Regions from separate parts of the Homo sapiens genome. Here region 2 is linked to region 1. Evidence: chromatin loops called from intact Hi-C (ENCODE). Cell type or tissue: natural killer cell. All regions are shown on one strand. Each heading gives the region's core, and the rest is flanking DNA. Links, peaks and the distances in the headings are about the cores only. Region 1 has its middle 4.8 kb from the start of ENPP5. Region 2 overlaps CLIC5 (chloride intracellular channel 5).

Region 1 (2,919 bases), core at 222-2,721:
AATGATTACCCTGTGAATAAATGAACATTTCAGTGATTCCACAGATGATCATTCTCAGTTACATCACTTGGTTGAAACAGGCCAATGAGGCCTTAAAATGCCAGTTAACCCTGAATTGTATAATTCAAATCGATAAATTTATATTAAATGAATCACATTTCATTTTATGTTAAGCAAATCACGAATAAACCTGTTTTGTTTTTTTAAAAAATAACAGGTTAAAATCCCAGCTACTCGGGAGGCTGAGGCAGGAGAATCGCTTGAACCTGGGAGGCAGAGGTTGCAGTGAGCTGAGATCTCGCTACTGCAGTCCAGCCTGGGCAACAGAGGGAGACTCCATCTCAAAAATAAAATAAAATAAAATAACGGGTTAAATCAGCCTGTTATTTTAAAACAGCCCCATCACCATGACTAGAACAGCTAACTCTGGCCAAAGAACCCCAACATGTAGTATGTCCTAGCAAGAATAGATGAGTAGATCAGCATAAATCCATTCACACTGAATGGATTTTCCTACAAAATAGGGTTCTCATTAGAAAGCAGAGAAGTATATAGGTCAGGAGATTGCCCAAGCAAGGTGTGGGAGGATGGAGTCCTTTGTGGAATCAGACAACAGGTGTGGAGGAGTAAGGATGAAAGTGACTAGAAGAATAGCAAAGCTCTCAAGGATTTTATACATTACATGCATTTTCTAGATGAAAGGCTATTCAAAATTTTACAAAGGTCAAATCAGAGCACCTTCATAAGCCAGGTTCCTCTGTTGCCTATGACTTCGGACTTCCCTACAGTGATCTGCTGCTTAATGATGGGCAAAGAACAGGACTAGCTTTGAGCAAATTATGAGGGATGCCAGCTTAGAGTCTGCTCCCCTTCCTTTTTCTGTTTTCACTTTCCTCTAGAGCTGCCCCCTGTATTTACTAACCTTTGAAAGACAGAACCCACCTGCATTCTTCTAAGGGCTTTTCTCCCCAACCAATTATGCAAATTGGAGCGAATCAGACAACCTTAGTCACACACGTGTATATAAATAGCTAATAGAGGTGGTGCATATGACATCTCTCCTGAGAGAAAAGCCTTAAGGCTAAGAGATTAATTTCCAATTATGAAATTGCAACCATCCAGGAATTGGGCAGGGAGAACTCTCCCATGACATCCCCCGCCCCTTCCCTGCCAAGAACACCTTAAAGGCATAAAGCACTTGCTGCCTGCTTGGCCTGTTCATAAAGATTCACACTTACCAAAGAATTCCTTGGTGCAACCTCAAGCTACAAAATTGTTGCAAAGAATATTTACATTTACATTTTAAGTGCAAATACCTAGAGTGGAAAAATGTATTTTTGATCTGGATAGAGGACAATATTTTTAGGTCCTCCCCCACTGCTAGTAAATTTACAGAATTACAATACCCATAAGGAGCCAATAAGTTTTTAAATAGTGATGTTAAACTAAGTATGTTCAGGCATCTAAGGGGTGTTATGTGCTTTACAAAGAACTGAGAATGTGGTTTTAACAAAATGTTTTCACCCCATATACCACAAACACATGTGCAGTTTCGTATTTGGCTCCTGAGAATATGTCTTACAAAATAGGCCTCAAACCAACACCAAAAGATGACTATCTCTCCTGCTATATGACTGCATCCTGCACTGAGTTAGTTATTCAACAAATGACATTCAGTTATGGCCTAGAAAATATTTGTAGTAGAGACGGGGTTTTACCATGTTGGCCAGGCTGGTCTCGAACTCCTGACTTTGTGATTCGCAAAATATAAAAATTTAGCCTGGTGTGGTGGCGCGTGTCCGTAATCCCAGCTACTCGGGAGGTTGAGGCAGGAGAATTGCTTGAATCTGGGAGGCAGAGGTTGCAGTGAGCCAAGATCACACCACGGCACTCCAGCCTGGGCGACAGAGCAAGACTCTATCCCAAAAAAAAAAAAAAAGAAAAGAAAAAGAAAAAGAAAGAAAGAAAGAAAAGAAAAAGAAAATAATTGTTTAGCCTTGTTTTGGTTTTACTTCATAGTTTCCTGACTTCATTCATGAGGGAAAAGGAATGACACCCAGCAGAGCAGGCCCCGTGGAGCTCCTGCACTTGCAAGCACTCACACCCTGCAGGAAGAACTGGTATACACCCGTACACACAGGAAAGGCCACTGAGAGTCAAACACCACCAGCACCAATTTGTGAACTTTGGTGAGGTGTGAGGTATTATCGCAGGGTAGGGTTTATTTATTGTTGCTGCTGTTTACTGAGGTATAATTTCCACACAGTAAAATTAAACATTTTTAGGCACATAGTTCTCTGAATATTGACAAACTTAGTGATGTGACTACAAAAGCAATCAAAATTCTATCACATAAAAAAATTCTTTGTGCCCCTTTCTAGCCAATCCCCTCCCCTCACCCCTAGTCCTTGGCAAATGCTGATTTGGTTTCTATTTCCATTGTTGCCCTTTCTAGAATATCATATAAACAGAATCACACAGTGTATGGCCATTTGTGTCTGGCTTCGTTCACCTAGAAAAACGCTTTTGAGATTCATCCATGTTGTTGCATGCATGAGTTCTGTATTCCTTCTTACTGCCAAACAGTACTGCATTTACGGACACACTACAATTTGTTTATTCACTAGTTGAGGGACATTTGGATGGTTTCTAGCTTTACATGATTATGAATAAAGCTGCTGTAAAAAGTTGTTGACCGGTTTTTCAGTGGACGTCTGTCTTCATTTCTCTTAGATAAATACTCAGGAGTGAGATTCCTGGGTTGTATGTCACGTGTATATTTAACTTTATAAGAAACTTCAAAACTGACTTCCATAGTGGAAGTCCATTCCCACCAGCAGTGTATGATAGTCCAGCAATATATTATAGCTCTGAATCCTTGTCAGTATCAGATGTTGTCAGTTACCTTGATTTGAGCCA
Region 2 (2,919 bases), core at 242-2,741, 160 kb after region 1:
GACATGTAATTGTAATTGTCTCCCACGTCAATTGATAGTCATTATCTGTTACTACTACTGCTGATAATGATAATGATAAGAAGAAGGAAAGATTGCAGCATATTAGGACATAATAAGTATGTTCAAATACCTTATCTCATTTGATCATCAGCAACTTTATAAGGCTTGATTCACTTATGTGAAAGATAAAGAAAACAAATAAACTGGATTCACAGGTACCTTATGAGACTCGCTGTCAGAGCACTTGATGAGCTGCAGTTTGCTCTTCTTGTAACAGCCCAGGGAACTAAGAATGATAATTCCTCCTGTTCTGTTGAACAATACATGTGCTCACAGAAAGTAGGTAAAATGCCCAAAGGTAGATGGCAGATAGCATTCAGATCCAGTCCTCAAATCTAGCAGTTTAGACTTTGAATTTCTTGCTCTTTTCCAAATACCTATATGTCAGGCCTGATACCTTATTTTGCCAAGTTAGGCTTTCAAGTGCCATCATGGTGACATTTATTTATGTTATTAATCCATTCTAATGTGTTCATAGAATGCTTCCAAGGAGACTAACCCATTTCTGCTATGTACTCCGAGTCTTTCCCTTTCGGGGAACATTCTGACAGTGACTTTTAAGAGATTATTTCCCCACATTTTTAGTTTCTACAATAAGAAATGTTAGATCATGTCAACTCTGATTCTAATGTCCCATAATACCTGTGGATGGCGCAGGGATTTGGAGATGCAGTACCTGAGTTCAAGTCTTGCCTCTGCCTCTAATTAGCTAAATGATCCTGAACAAATTATTTAACTTTCAGGAGCCTCACTGGCCCTCTTAAAACAAGAGCATGGTTATAAATAAGGAGACCATATAATTTATTGTCCAAATCTAGACACTTTTGAGAGTGAAAGGGAATGATATCAATAATTAGGCTGGAACCACAGGTATAACCCAGGATAGTTTGGGAGCAAATAAGGATGTGTGGTCATTCTGGTTATGAAAATACTGTCATTGTAGATTTGCTGTGAGGATTCCATGGGAGAACATAGGTGAAAACACTTTGTAAATTGAAAATTGCTGTAAACACACTGACTTGAATATTATGAGTCCCATGGCAGACTGAACCTTTCTGGACCTGCACGTCCCTGATTTGCCTTGGGGAACAAAGGCCTGGCTCCTTCCTCACTTGCAGGGATATTTTGAGAGTAAATGAGATAATATGTAGCTTGGACTTTGATCCTAAGAGGAGGACAACAGGCTAGAGGTAATGGCAGTGAGTGTGGTTTATTGAAAGAAATAGAGCAAGGAAGTAAAAGCAAAACAGAAAGCAATTTGAAAAGACAAACACAGGATGTGCTGTGTAGGTTAGATCAAGGCATTCCACCCATTTGCATTGCTTCCTCCACTCCCAGTCTCACCCCTGGACCCCAGAAGTGACTAATGATACAGACAAGCTCGCCGCAAGTGTCTCTTCAGCCAGGAACTGAGGTTTCAACAGAAACCAGTGGTTCTCAGCCTTCACTACCTATTCAATCCATTGAGAGAGATTTTAAAACTTCTGATGGCAGTTTGCTCCCCAAGCCGATTACATCAGTGTGTCTGTGGGTGGGACCCTGAAACAATATTTTCATATCCACTCTCAGGTGGCTCCAGCGTGCAGCCCTGGTGGAGAGCCACTGAGTCATAATCAGAGGCAGGTCCAATAGCAGGCAGCTTCTGCCACCGCTGACATAGGTGGCCTTGCTAATGCTGATTAAATGTCCAGAACTTCTAACAGCCTCAGGGCATCACGGTCAGAAGTGTTGTTGATAGAAAGCTTGCATCCAATCACTGCCCAGTTAACAGATGCTGACGAACTATTAAGCCCTATCCACAGGACTCCAGAACAATCGTGTATAGGGTTGGTCTAGTCAAAGAATCATCAATTCAGCATGGGGGAAGTAAAACAGAGTTCTGCTAATTGTCTGATGGAAACGACTAGTCTTTCATTTATTGAGTGGCCCAAAAGTTTCTGAGTGGTGCAGGGTGCAATACAAGTTGTGGTGACTCGTGGTGTGGTCATCTGACTTCCAGAACAGATAGGATCAGATCTTGTGGTGTCGCCTCTATGTCCCTGAGCTACTGTGACTGCCTGGTCACCTTGGGCCGCTTGCCTAAGCATGAGCTCACTAGGTTTTTAAAGTTCCCTTCATCATATTAAGCTACTGTGTTTTTCTTTCCCACTATCTTCAGGTTTTGATCTGTAGTCAATAACGCAATACACAAATTTGCCTGCCCTGCTATGGCAGTGAGTGCTTCTTCTCCTGGTAACACATCCCTGGAGAGCTAGCGTCAAGAGTTGTATGATGCATATTTGAAGTGCCATGGCAGGGTGGTGGGAATGAGGACTGGGTCTGCAGAAGCTGACGTCCACTGCCAGTGTTGAGAGCTCCTGCATCCCTGATGACTTGTGTTGTCTCTTTGGGCATTTATTGGCCCCCTCCATGCAAGACAAAGCGTCTGTCAATTTAGACAGTCAGTTAGGTCAAAAACTTCTCATTCTTGGTTCCCTTTGAGTTGTCAGCTGCTGGCCCCATGTTAGTGGTGGCAAGAGATGTGGTGGAAGAGTGAAACTTTGGTGTCAGGCTCGGGTTCACCAGTGTGTTGGCCAGGATGGGCTGCTTGACCTCTCTGGACCACAGATTTTTTTTTTGTTTTAACCAGTGCAGTGCTAATAGCAGCAGCACATCTTTCATGGAGTTGGTGTCAGCATTTCAAGCTGAGTATGGATCTGGCCTATTAGTAAGTCTTTCTCTGTAGGCTCCATGTAGCCCAATAAGTAAAAGTAAAGCCCTTGGGCTTCCCTCCCTTGATGTGTACAAGAAGTCAGAGGCTCAGTCCTACCAGCTGAATCTCACATCTCAGAACCAAGATACTTCTTGAAAGAAAATGTA

The links. Hi-C counts contacts between places; a loop is a spot of excess contacts. Peaks named below come from ENCODE experiments on the same cell type or tissue, not always from the same donor. Only the 100,000 strongest peaks of a DNase experiment are listed, where the experiment ranks them.
Region 2: a loop joins it to region 1, with 4 times the contacts of the local background. A loop is called at or near these places in 2 of 110 quality-filtered maps.

What each region holds. Positions count from the first base shown.
Region 1 is chr6:46,174,305-46,177,223 of GRCh38, reverse strand. No RefSeq gene overlaps it. Among named protein-coding and RNA genes, the nearest start is that of ENPP5, 4.8 kb to the right of the region's middle. In natural killer cell, for the core only: no CTCF peak of the experiment used is centred there; DNase peaks (open chromatin) are centred at 1,563 and 2,123; H3K27ac peaks cover 1,882 bases.
Region 2 is chr6:46,010,137-46,013,055 of GRCh38, reverse strand. The region is part of intron 1 of CLIC5 (chloride intracellular channel 5); the gene reads left to right. Among named protein-coding and RNA genes, the nearest start is that of CLIC5, 4.3 kb to the left of the region's middle. RefSeq lists an enhancer at 1,512-1,561. In natural killer cell, for the core only: no CTCF peak of the experiment used is centred there; a DNase peak (open chromatin) is centred at 1,405; H3K27ac peaks cover 1,911 bases.